Regions from separate parts of the Homo sapiens genome. Here region 2 is linked to region 1. A link is an interaction called in ENCODE POLR2A ChIA-PET data of the cell type or tissue named here. Cell type or tissue: Panc1. All regions are shown on one strand. Links, peaks and the distances in the headings refer to the core of each region. The heading gives the core; the rest is flanking DNA.

Evidence for each region. ChIA-PET counts read pairs that join two places held together with the same protein. Peaks named below come from ENCODE experiments on the same cell type or tissue, not always from the same donor. Only the 100,000 strongest peaks of a DNase experiment are listed, where the experiment ranks them.
Region 2: POLR2A ChIA-PET joins it to region 1 with 6 read pairs; 1 of 35 experiments calls an interaction of 5 or more read pairs at or near these places.

What each region holds. Positions count from the first base shown.
Region 1 is chr19:39,627,301-39,635,172 of GRCh38, forward strand. No RefSeq gene overlaps it. Among named protein-coding and RNA genes, the nearest start is that of LGALS16, 25 kb to the right of the region's middle. In Panc1, for the core only: no CTCF peak of the experiment used is centred there; a DNase peak (open chromatin) is centred at 4,036; H3K27me3 peaks cover 3,208 bases.
Region 2 is chr19:39,201,584-39,206,971 of GRCh38, forward strand. It overlaps SYCN (syncollin), which reads right to left and starts at 2,680. Exons shown (of 2, transcript NM_001080468.4): 1 at 2,277-2,680; 2 at 1,242-1,413. The coding sequence starts at 2,671. The coding sequence ends at 1,404. NCCRP1 (NCCRP1, F-box associated domain containing) reads left to right here. Exons shown (of 6, transcript NM_001001414.2): 6 at 1-301. In Panc1, for the core only: no CTCF peak of the experiment used is centred there; no DNase peak of the experiment used is centred there; H3K4me3 peaks cover 247 bases; H3K27me3 peaks cover 291 bases.

The DNA.
Region 1 (7,872 bases), core at 1,580-5,579:
TTTGCTTCTAAGAGCGTTGAAATAAGAACAATGTAGGGCCCTTCCCAGCTTGGCTTAAGGAAGAAGAGAGAAAGACTAAATTTCCTGGGTTAGATAGAGGTGGTTTTATTTCTTTGGACTTTTCTAGTTGTGTTAATGGCTTGAGGCTTCCTTGCCTCTGGCTTAGCTGGCTGATCAGCTAATTTATTTCCTTTGGCTACCTTATTTATTCTCTTTTGATGTTCCCTACAATGCATCCCTGCTATTTCGTGTGTAAGAAAAAGTAAGGATAATAACCTGTTAATTTCCTGGTGATATTTTATGGGAGATTCATTAGTGGTAAGAAAATGCCTTTCCTTTTAAATGGCAGCATGAGCATGGACAATTAGGAAAGCATACTTGGAGTTAGTATAAATGTTAGCTACCATTTCCTTGCTTAACTTAAGTGCTCTTGTAAGAGCTATTAGCTCAGCTAATTGAGTGCTTGTGTTTGGGGAGAGTGACTACTGCTTATCCTGTCTTATGTACTTCTTGCTTTACAGGCTGTTTATTAGCTAAGAGCTCCCCTTAGAGGACAGTGATCCTGCCACATTATGTGGGCTGTAAACAGTTGAATTATTTCCTAGGGTTAACTTGGAGGCTTTTCTGACTAGTAGAGCTAATATGACAATGACTTGGAAGCACGTGTAAATAGGTCTTTCTAACTACAGGTAAGGTGGAGAAAACTATTGGATTCGAGTTTTTCCTGAGATGCCCTTTACTGTTGTGCTATCTTTTTTTTTAATTATTATACTTTAAGTTTTAGGGTACATGTGCACAATGTGCAGGTTAGTTACATATGTATACATGTGCCATGCTGGTGTGCTGCACCCATTAACTCGTCATTTAACGTTAGGTATATCTCCTAATGCTATCCCTCCCGCCTCCCCCCACCCCACAACAGTCCCCAGAGTGTGATGTTCCCCTTCCTGTGTCCATGTGTTCTCATTGTTCAATTCCCATCTACGAGTGAGAACATGCGGTGTTTGGTTTTTTGTCCTTCTGATAGTTTACTGAGAATGATGATTTCCAATTTCATCCATGTCCCTACAAAGGACACGAACTCATCGCTTTTTATGGCTGCATAGTATTCCATGGTGTATATGTGCCACATTTTCTTAATCCAGTCTATAATTGTTGGACATTTGGGTTAGTTCCAAGTCTTTGCTATTGTGAATAGTGCCGCAATAAACATACGTGTGCATATGTCTTTATAGCAGCATGATTTATAGTCCTTTGGGTATATACCCAGTAATGGGATGGCTGGGTCAAATGGTATTTCTAGTTCTAGATCCCTGAGGAATCGCCACACTGACTTCCACAATGGTTGAACTAGTTTACAGTCCCACCAACAGTGTAAAAGTGTTCCTATTTCTCCACATCCTCTCCAGCACCTGTTGTTTCCTGACTTTTTAATGATTGCCATTCTAACTGGTGTGGGATGGTATCTCATTGTGGTTTTGATTTGCCTTTCTCTGATGGCCAGTGATGGTGAGCATTTTTTCATGTGTCTCTTTGGCTGCATAAATGTCTTCTTTTGAGAAGTGTCTGTTCATGTCCTTTGCCCACCTTTTGATGGGGTTGTTTGTTTTTTCCTTGTAAATTTGTTTGAGTTCATTGTAGATTCTGGATATTAGCCCTTTGTCAGATGAGTAGGTTGCGAAAATTTTCTCGCATTCTGTAGGTTGCCTGTTCACTCTGATGGTAGTTTCTTTTGCTGTGCAGAAGCTCTTTAGTTTAATTAGATCCATTTGTCAATTTTGGCTTTTGTTGCCATTGCTTTTGGTGTTTTAGACATGAAGTCCTTGCCCATGCCTATGTCCTGAATGGTAATGCCTAGGTTTTCTTCTAGGGTTTTTATGGTTTTAGGTCTAACGTTTAAGTCTTTAATCCGTCTTGAATTAATTTTTGTATAAGGTGTAAGGAAGGGATCCAGTTTCAGCTTCCTACATATGGCTAGCCAGTTTTCCCAGCACCATTTATTAAATAGGGAATCCTTTCCCCATTGCTTGTTTTTCTCAGGTTTGTCAAAGATCAGATAGTTGTAGATATGCGGCGTTATTTCTGAGGGCTCTGTTCTGTTCCATTGATCTATATCTCTATTTTGGTACCAGTACCATGCTGTTTTGGTTACTGTAGCCTTGTAGTATAGTTTGAAGTCAGGTAGTGTGATGACTCCAGCTTTGTTCTTTTGGCTTAGGACTGACTTGGCGATGCGGGCTCTTTTTTGGTTCCATATGAACTTGAAAGTAGTTTTTTCCAATTCTGTGAAGAAAGTCATTGGTAGCTTGATGGGGATGGCATTGAATCTATAAATTACCTTGGGCAGTATGGCCATTTTTGCAATATTGATTCTTCCTACCCATGAGCATGTTTGTGCTATCATAAAGGGGAGGTCTGGATTAGAGAGAAGAAAAGAGAGAGATGGGCTCTAGTGTTTAGGAGGAGGTTTACTTTCCTACCCTTAATTTCCAGAATTATCCAGGGCTCCTGTGCTATAAGGGCAATCTGAGCCCCTGGAGCTAAGGTTTAAGCCCTGGGACCCATCAGTCCTGCTGAACCATCTGTGAGACTGGTTTTGAACCCAGTGACCTCTGCCTCTGGGGGCAGTTCTGTTTCCAGTGGTTTTGCCACAGCCCAGACAGGGTTGAGGTTGCTTCATCTTGCTGCCTGGGCATTTCTTTTAAAAATGCCCTGGCCTGCCATGCCAATAGGAACTAGCAGATGCACTTTGGGGATTCTGGACTTTACAAGCTTGTAAAGCTGCTGCTGAAGCCTCTGTTGTTCTCCTGAAATTTTCCCCTTTTTGGGGGACTCTTCCTGGTACCTATTATAAAAGAAAAAAGTCACCACCTTCAGGAGGTTCTCTTAGGTGCTACTTCGTCCTATAGCTTGTTTTTGTAGTTTTCTTTTAATATTGGGAACTACCTGTGTAATAAACTTCTTTTTCAGAATGAGCTGTTCCTCCACTGAATTAGGGAATAAGGAGGTGTACTCTATTAGTGCCTCTCTTGGCCTTTCCATAAAGGCTACAGAATTCTTATCTGGCTTTTGGTTCATTATAGAGAGTTTCGAGTAACTGAGAGGTTTGGCCCTGGTTTTTCATAGGTCTCTTAAAATGCGTTTAAAAATTGGTTTCTTTTTCATTCATTTCCTGAGCTATTGGGGTTTTAGTTAGGGTTATTTACCAGAACTGCTTTCCTCCCTATTGGGAATGATTTTTTTTTTTGGTTTGGTGTTTTTTTTTTAAGTGATAAAAATATTTTATTTAAATGGTACAGAAGAAATTATGTGTACTTAAAAATGATTAAAAATTCATGTTAGGAAATGCTAAAAACCCAATAATTTACACAATGATAAAATCTAAAATGATGAGAAAACATGAAATGCTTTCGTTTGGTCCTCTGACCTAACAAAACTATTAAGAACATGAGATATAGTAATTACTGAAGTTGGGTTAAAAGCACAAGACAACATAATTCCTTTATATACATCCAGCCATTTTATACAAGAAACTGTTATACCTTAAATGGAAGAGTGAAGAATTTGTTTAAAATATTGAGAGTGCATTATGCACCTATAATGAAACCACTTTCTCCAAAGATTCAAACAGATTAACATTGCAAAATGGTATTTCTATATAACACCAACTTCTGAAAAATTTAATAATTCATTTAAGAATATGCAAGTGAAATGTAGTTTATTCTGATTTCAACAACGGATATTCAAAGTCACAATTTTTCCCAAGAAATCATTCACTTTATACTTTCAAAAACACATTGTAGCTTTTCTGTTACCAGTCAGCCATGTTTTCAACTAGCTGCATGTTTAATCATTCACTTCAAATTTACATGTCCAGCCCAGCACAGTGGCGTGGGCCTGTAGTCCCAACTACTTCAGAGGCTGAGGCAGGAGGATCGCTTGATCCCAGGAGTTCAAAGCCAGCCCAGTCAACATAGCAAGACCCTGTGTCTTCAGAAATCATCCAAGGAGTGAGATAAACATTACAACCCACATATACTGGGTAAACAACAAGGGAATGAAAAATGACCTCACATGCCCTAAAGCAATGTTGACGCAAACTCCTGATGCAATAAGGGCAGCAGTTGTAATGGGTACCTGGAATGGTATCGTGGAATTGGAGAACTTATTTTTGTAATGAAAGGAAAGCTAGCTTGAAAGAAATGTTTTTGAGGTTTTCTCTTGTTTTTCTCCTTTTTGTTTGGTTCAGGTTTGAAATTTAGATTGGCTTGGGTTAAATTTGGGTAGGCAAAAAAATATTATCTTTAAGGGAATTAATATTTATCAAATATTCTCTTTTTTCATGTAAACCCCAATGAATGATATGAAATTTGAAGAAATAGGAGAGAGCAAGAACCATAGAATGAAGTCAGAAAAACCCTGCTCTTCTTTAAAATAGAGAGGCTAATTTTAAAATGTTGAGTTTAGGACCTGGAATGCGAAACATCTCAAATTAGCACTTTGAACGCTTTCTCCTCCCAAGCCCGTCGCATTCCTTTCTTTATCTTCATGTTAAGGCTGGGTGGAAGGTTCATCAATTCCCGGATATGATCCAAAATAGACTTAGATTTGTACCTATGAGAATCAATGATCTTAGCAGTACGTGACTTATATCCAATTCTCAGAACTTAATGCTTACCATTGTAACATTATGATAATAAAACACTGGCAGATATAAAGTCATGTCATTTATTTTAGTCATATTGAATCTCTTAGAATAAATTATTTATTTTTTAGAAAATATCTTTTAGAGTAAAATTTACATAAATCAAATGTATTCCTGTTATAATTTTAAATGAACATCCATCTACCCCCAATGCTTTAAGTATTAGAGAGTAGACTTGACGTCCATCTAAGACTCCTTTCAGCTTTACATAAGGTCTCATTACTATGATGCATTGGATCCTCTTGTTCTCTGTTTTCTTCAGGAAATCATGCTCACAGAGGTTAGGTAAATTGGTCAGGGTAACACAGTAATGGCTGCACTACATTTAAACTGCAGCTTTTTAAATCCATGTTTAATACTTTTTCTCAACACCTCCCAATTGCCTCACATTATTTCAGATTCTTCTTTGGGACCCCTTGAATTCACCCTATGTAGCACCTCCCTTGGCAAAAAAAAAAAAAAGTTAACAAAATATGCTTTCTTAATAGGCAAAAAGGGGGATGTATATTTCTTCAAATAACTAAAAAAGGGGAGTCCATATTTATTAAGTGAAAAGAACAAGTGCAATCACATTAGCTTGAAAGGGAAATAAGTGATTACATGATATACTTGGACTGTTGGACAGGAACAGATAGGGGACTTTTCCGTGAGTTATTTATTTTGGTCTTTTATTTAAAGCAGCCCTAATTTTTAGATTGTTTGAATAACAGACAAATTAGAAGCTCAGCAAATTTCTTAGTGGACAATTTTAACTTTCCAAAAAATATCCTTGCATTTCCGCTACCTTCTTTAAAAATGAAACCTATCCCTCTTCAGGACACTGGTCCCAAGACAGATCATCTAGAAGTACCCAAATACCTCCAAACAGATCAGGACCAATTCAACTATTTCTAGAAAAAAAAAAAAACAAAGTCTGTGCTTCATATTGGATGCCCACAATATGTTCTCCCTGCTCTTCTAGATTACTTATTTTCCTTTTTTTTATTATTATTATACTTTAAGTTCTAGGGTACATGTGCACAACGAGCAGGTTTGTTACATAGGCATACATGTGCCATGTTGGTTGCCTGCACCCATTAACTCATCATTTTCATTAGGTGTTTCTCTTAATGCTATCCCTCCCCCATCCCTCCACCCCATGACAGGCCCCAGTATGTGATGTTCCCCGGCCTGTGTCCAAGTGCTCTCATTGTTCAATTTGCACCTATGGGCGAGAATATGCGGTGTCTAGTTTTCTTTCCTTGTGATAGTTTGCTCAGAATCATGGTTTCCAGCTTCATCCATCTCCCTGCAAAAGACATGAACTCATCATTTTTTAGGGCTGCATAGCATTCCATGATGTATATGTTCCACATTTTCTTAATCCAGTCTATCATTGATGGACATTTGGGTTGGTTCCAAGTCTTTGCTATTGTGAATAGTGCTGCAATAAACATACATGTGCATGTGTCTTTATAGTAGCATGATTAATAATCCTTTCCGTATATACCCACTAATAGGATCGCTGCGTCAAATGGTATTTCTAGTTCTAGATCCTTGAGGAATCGCCACACTGTCTTCCACAATGGTTGAACTAGTTTCCACTCCCACCAACAGTGTAAAAGTGTTCCTATTTCTCCACATCGTCTCCAGCATCTGTTGTTTCCTGACTTTTTAATGATTGCCATTCTAACTGGTGTGAGATGGTATCTCATTGTGGTTTTGATTTGCATTCCTCTGATGACCAGTGATGATGAGCATTTTTTCATGTGTCTGTTGGCTGCATAAATGTCTTTTCTGAGAAGTGTCTGTTCATATCCATTGCCCACTTTTTGATGGGGTTGTTTGATTTTTTCTTGTAAATTTGTTTAAGTTATTTGTAGATTCTGGATATTAGCCCTGTGTCACAAGGGTAGATTGCAAAAATTTTCTCCCATTCTGTAGGTTGCCTGTTCACTCTGATGGTAGTTTCTTTTGTTATTCAGAAGCTCTTTAGTTTAATTAGATCCATTTGTCAATTATGGCTTTTGTTGCCATTGCTTTTAGTGTTTTAGTCATGAAGTCCTTGCCCATGCCTATATCCTAAAAGGTATTGCCTAGGTCTTCCTCTATGGTTTTAGATCTAACATTTAAGTCTTTAATCCATCTTGAATTAAGTTTTGTGTAAGGTGTAAGGAAGGGATCCAGTTTCAGCTTTCTATATATGACTAGTCAGTTTTCCCAGCACCATTTATTAAATAGGGAATCCTTTCCCCATTTCTTGTTTTTGTCAGGTTTGTCAAAGATCAGATGGTTGTAGATGTGTGGTGTTATTTCTGAGGCCTCTGTTCTGTTCCATTGGTCTATCTCTCTGTTTTGGTACCAGTACCATGCTGTTTTGGTTACTGTAGCCTTGTAGTATACTTTGAAGTCAGGTAGCATGATGCCTCCAGCTTTGTTCCTTTGGCTTAGGAATGACTTGGTAATGCGGGCTCTTTTTTGGTTCCATATGAACTTTAAAGTAGTTTTTTCCAATTCTGTGAAGAAAGTCATTGGTAGCTTGATGGGGATGGCATTTAATCTATAAATTACCTTGGGCAGTATGGCCATTTTCATATTTATTCTTCCTATCCATGAGCATTGAATGTTCTTCCATTTGTTTGTGTCCTCTTTTATTTCATTGAGCAGTGGTTTGCAGTGCTCAGTAAGTTGGATTCCTAGGTATTTTATTCTCTTTGTAACAATTGTGAATGGGAGTTCACACGTGGCTTGGATCTCTGTTTTTCTGTTATTGGTGTATGGGAATGCTTGTGATTTTTGCACATTGATTTTGTATCCTGAGACTTTGCTGAAGTTGCTTATCAGCTTAAGGAGATTTTGGGCTGAGTCGATGGGGATTTCTAAATAAACAATCATGTCATCTGCAAACAGGGACAATTTGACTTCCTCTTTTCCTAACTTAATACCCTTTATTTCTTTGTCTTGCCTGATTGCCCTGGCCAGAACTTCCAATACTATGTTGAATAGGAGTGGTGAGAGAGGGCCTCTCTGTCTTGTGCCAGTTTTCAAAGGGAATGCTTCCAGTTTTTGCCCATTCAGTATGATATTGGCTGTGGGTTTGTCATAAATAGCTTTTATTATTTGAGATACGTTCCATCAATACCTAGTTTATTGAGAGTTTTTAGCAGGAAGCACTGTGGAATTCTGTC
Region 2 (5,388 bases), core at 1,389-5,388, 430 kb before region 1:
TGCAGACGTGAGTCACTGCGCCCAGCCATTCCATGTCTCTTAAGTCTCAGAATCTCCCCTAGCTCCCTCCAGGTGTCTGCAGTGGTTGTCCCCTCAAAGCTGTCCCACACCCTCCTCCGAGGACCCTTTGTGTATCTCCTCCAGCTACCGCAGAGCCCACAAACCCAGGCATCTATCAAAGTCCCTCATTCATGAGGGTGGTGAGGACACAGACTGCGACCAGAACAGAAATATGAAAATGTGAATGACAGCGTCCCCCGTGTGTGGAATGTGGGGATTAAAAGCATTTATCAACCTCTAAGTCCTGATCTGATCACTTGCAGATCCTAGCCCTAGTGCAGGGCTGGGTACTAGAAGGCCCCCTGCTGTCCCCTGCAGGAACCATGGAGGGAGTCCGGAGGCCCCTGGAGGCCAGAAACGGCTCAAGGAAGAGTGTTTGTTTGTTTGTTTTGAGACAGAGTGCTCCCTCTGTTGCCCAGGCTGGAGTGCAGTGGCACGATCTCGGCTCACTGCAACCTCCACCTCCCAGGTTCAAGCGATTTCTGGCTAATGTTTGTGGGGTTTTTTTGTTTGTTTGTTTGTTTGTTTTGTTTTGAGATGAAGTCTCGCTCTGTCACATGATCTCGGCTCACTGCCAGCTCCGCCTCCAGGTTCAAGCCATTCTCCCGCCTCAGCCTCCCGAGTAGCTGGGACTACAGGCGCCCACCACCACGCCTGGCTAATTTTTTTGTATTTTTAGTAGATACGGGGTTTCACTGTGTTACCCAGGATGGTCTCAATCTCCTGACCTCGTGATCCGCCTGCCTCGGCCTCCCAAAGTGCTGGGATTACAGGCGTGAGCCACCGCACCCCGCCCTAATGTTTGTATTTTTAGTAGAGACGGGGTTTCACCATGTTTGCCAGGCTGGCCTTGAACTCCTGACCTCAGGTGATCCGCCCACCTCAGCCTCCCAAAGTGCTAGGATTACAGGCCTGAGCCACCACACCAGGGCTAAGGAAGGGCTATTACTGAAAAGGATGGGGCATGTTTCATATTTAACAATCAGCCCAAGGTTCCCCTGCAGTTCACTCACATGTCCTTCTGTGGGCGTGTGTCTTCGTGCACACCTAAAACCATGTCCGAGTCGATGGCGTGTCCTTATCCATGGCATTGTCCTGGGTATGGGCTGACCCAGGCCCAACCACCCTGCTGTCTCCTCCATCCCACCCGGTCCTTGCATCCCAGGGACAAGCAGATGACAGACGGGGACAACTGCACAAAGGCTGTATTGCAGGGGAGGTGGGAGGGGGCAGGCAGAACGCTCCTCCTCCTGGGTCTTGGGGCCCCGGAGCAGAGCCCAGGGATGGGCTGAGTGAGGGGCTTGGCACTCTGTGGAAGCTGCAGATGAGAGACCAGCAATGCATCAGCTGCACCTGAAATGTAATCAAGAATTCCTTCCAGGGGCTCTCAGAGACCCAGAGTCTGGTGAGTTCTAGAAGCCTGAGACTGGGTGGGGGCTGGGGAGTCTGGGTCTGAGGCTCCAAGTTCAGGAACCAGGGATCCTAGCCTGGGAGTTTGGAGCTGGGGGCTCCTTGGAGCTCTTGGGGGACAGGAGTGGCTGGGGAGGGTTTGGGAGGGTGTCACCGCTGGATCTAGGTCCCAGGTCTGTGAGTGCAAGGTGGCCTCAGGGACCTCCAGGGTTGGGTCTTGGGGGTGGGCTGTGGGACTGATTTTAGGGCTGAGGCTGGTCTGGAGGGTCTAGGGGAGTGGAGAGCATGAAGGCTACACTGGGTGTTCCTATAATCGAGTCTGGAGTCTTGAGGTCTGGGTTAGTTTTGGAGTCTGGGAGCTTTGAGATGTGATGATCTGGGGAGTGGGGGCTGGCTTTGGTTCTGGGGACTCCAGGGTGAGGGGGTCTAGGAGCTCTCAGTCCCCAGAATTAGCCAGCCCTCTCTGGGAAGTACAGCTGTGGGCGGGTGGGTAGGCGGAAGATTCCAGAAGGTGGAGGGTTGGCTCTGAATCTCAGAGCTGGGGCGGAAATCTCCGTCCCAGGGGCCTGGGCTGCAGGTGGAGTGGGGACCGGGTGCTGGGGGTGAGGAGAAGGAGGACCTGGTTTGGGTGAGGACTCTGAGATGGGGGCCTCCAGGACTGGTTCTAGGGAGGCCTGGTGCTCCCTGTTACAGTCGGGAGCTCAGGGGTGTGGAGCAGCCTCGGGGCTTGGGTGGTGGGTGTGGGGGCTTATGCGGAGCTGGGGCCTGGGCCTGGGGTGGGCTCGGAGCTTTGGGCGGCCGGGCACCTGCAGTAGAGCGCGGAGATAGCGTTGGACCAGTCTCCTAAGATGCCCCGGCGGTACTCCTCCAGGCGCGGGTAGGTGCCGGCAGAGAACTTGTGCGTCTTGCCCGCCTTGCCTTGCCGGGACCACACGGTGAGCTCGCAGCGCGGGGCCACCACAAGTGAGGAGGCGGTGTTGGCCCAGTTGGAGGGCAGGTAGGGCAGGTCTGCGCCCGACTCCAGCGACAGCTCGGCGCCCCCGCAGCAGTTCTCATAGTAGGGGTCGCTCTTGTCATAGAGCTTGGCGCAAGTGCGCGTCCCGTCCGAGTGCTTGAGGTCGGCGGAGGCGGGGCAGGCGCCCTGGGCGCAAGGCACGGAGGCAAGGGCCAGGGCCAGCAGCAGCGGGCGCAGCGGGGACATGGTGGCAGTGCCCTGCCGCAGCCCCGCGCGCTTTTATGCGCCCGACCCGTGGGAAGGGACAAGCTGCGAGATAAGGACTCATCGAGGGAAGGGGAGGGCGCCCCTCCCTCAGGAGCCGGGAGACCTGCCTAACCTAGGTCGGAAGCCCACAACCCTGAGTACAAGGTGGACGCTGTGTATACAACTTAGCACCTTAAGATGTTAGGTGACCAACAACATTATAAAGAGAGACAATAGACAGAACTTGAGGAGGAGTCATTTGCAACACAGAGGGTGGCATAGGTTAATAGACAGAAATGGGAAGAGCTCTTAAAAATTGACAAGGGGCTTGCTGGTTGCTCACGCCTGTAATCCCAGCACTTTGGGAGGCCTAGACGGGTGGATCGCTTGGGCCCAGGAGTTTGAGACCAGTCTGGGCAACATAGCAAGATCCCATCCCTACTGAAAAATAAAATTAGCTCAGCGTGGTGGCATGGCCTGTAGTCCCATCTACTCACAAAGCAGAGGCGGAAGGATCGCTTGAGCCCGGGAGTTCGAGGCTGCAGTGAGCCGAGATCGTTTCACTGCACTCCAGCCTGGGCAACAAAGACAGGAAAAAAAAGATAAGGAATGGAACAACCCTTATTCTAAATAAGGAAAGACTGGGAGGGGGAGGCAGGAGTGGGAGGCTGGGGCCTCCTGGCTGGGCAGGCTCCCTCCCTGGGAGGCAGGACCTTGGGAAAGGAGAAGCTGGAGATAAGGATAGAGGCCCTCGTGGTGGGGCGGGGGGGGGCAGGTAGAGAAGGAGATGGGGAGGAGCCCAACGCCCCACCCCCCACCCCCACCAGGCTCAGACTGGGCAATCTTCCCAACCAAGGCTGGCAATCCAGAATCTGTGAAGTACAAGATAGCAGTATTTGCATAACACGTTAAAAACCTTTTGCAAGACAGTGTACAAAGGCTTGAGGAGATATTTGCAACATTTCAAAAGCATAGCATTGCAAGCTATAATATATAAAGAGTGCACACAGGTTGGGCGCGGTGACTCACGCCTGTAATCACAATACTTTGGGAGACTGAGGCAGGTGGATCATTTGAGGCCAGGAGTTCGAGACCAGCCTGGCCAACATGATGAAACCCCGTCTCTACTTAAAGTACAAAAATTAGCCAGGCGTGGTGGCACATGCCTGTAGTCCCAGCTACTCGGGAGGCTGAGGGATGAGAATCACTTGAACCCAGAAGGTGGAAGTTGCAGTGAGCCGAGATCGCGTCAAAAAAAAAGAGTGCATACAAATTGACAAGAAATGCACTCCTCCCTCCCACATGCTAAGGACAGGCCTAGGAGAGGGAGAGGGAGGGAACAGCCTGCAACTCCCACCCCAGGAGCCAGGAGACTTTCTTAACTAAGGTTGGAAATCTTCAATCTATAAAACTTCAATCTTGTTTTATAGATTTTGAGCTGTATAAAACTGTAAAAACTGTCATATAGCAAAAACAAAACAAAACCCACAAACCCATCCAGGGAAAAATAGACTCAATTCCTATCATATAAAATGAGCTCTTACCAATCAGCCAATAGAAATGAAACAAGGGCCGGGAGCAGTGGCTCACGCCTGTAGTCCCAGCACTTTGGAAGGCCCAGGTGAGTGGATCACTTGAGGTCAGGAGTTCGAGACCCGCCTGGCCAACATAGTGAAACCCTGTCTCTACTAAAAATACAAAAGTTAGCTGGGCACGGTGACACACAGAGCCTCGGGAAGCTGAGGCAGGAGAATTGCTTGAACCGAGGAGGCAGAGGTTGCAGTGAGCCGAGATCACACCATTGCACTCCAGTCTGGGTGACAGAGTGATTCTGTCAAAAAAAAAAAAAAAAAAAAAGAGAGAAAGAGAAAAGAAACAAGCAAAGGAAAAATTAGAGCAGTATAGGAAGGAGAGGGAGATTGGAACCCTCGGGCTGAACAGGGACCCGGACCTCTGGGAGCCTGGCCAAAGCCCTTCCAAGGTTCTTTGGAGTTCCCAGCCTCTTCCCAAAACAGGGTCAAGTGTGTGGATGCGCTGATTAGAGAGACAAGGGTCCACTGGCTCTGTCAGTACAGGTGTGGGCCTTGGTTTCCTCATCTGTGAAATGGGTAATGTTTCCTCCTACGCCATACGAATGTTGAAAAGGTTGCAGGAGATGGTAGAAGGGATGTGGTTTAGGAGGACAGTCCATGGAGTCAAACTGCCTGGGTCCAAATCCCAGCTCCTCTACAAGCTGTGCACATGAAGGCCTCAGGGACACGCTGATGGTACCTACCTCAGAGTGCTGGTATAAGGAATAAATTAATTGGGCTGGGCGCAGAGGCTCACCGCCTGTAATCCCAGCACTTTGGGAGGCCAAGGCAGGAGGATCACTTGAGGTCAGGAGTTCAAGATCAGCCTGGCCAACATGGCAAAGCCCCATCTCTACTAAAAATACAAAACTTATCCGGTCGTGGTGGCAGGTGCCTGTAATCCCAGCTACTTGGGAGGCTGAAGCAGAAGAATTGCTTAAACCTGGGAGGCCGAGGCTGCAATGAACTGAGATCGTGCCATTGCATTCCAGCCTGGGTGATAGAGTGAGACCCTGCCAAAAAAAAAAAAAAAAGGAATAAATGAATTAATCCACATAACAGCACTTAGAGAAGGGATCGGCCTTTGCTAAGTGCCATATGAGCATTTGCCATCATCATCACCACCATCTTTTTTTTTTTTTTTTA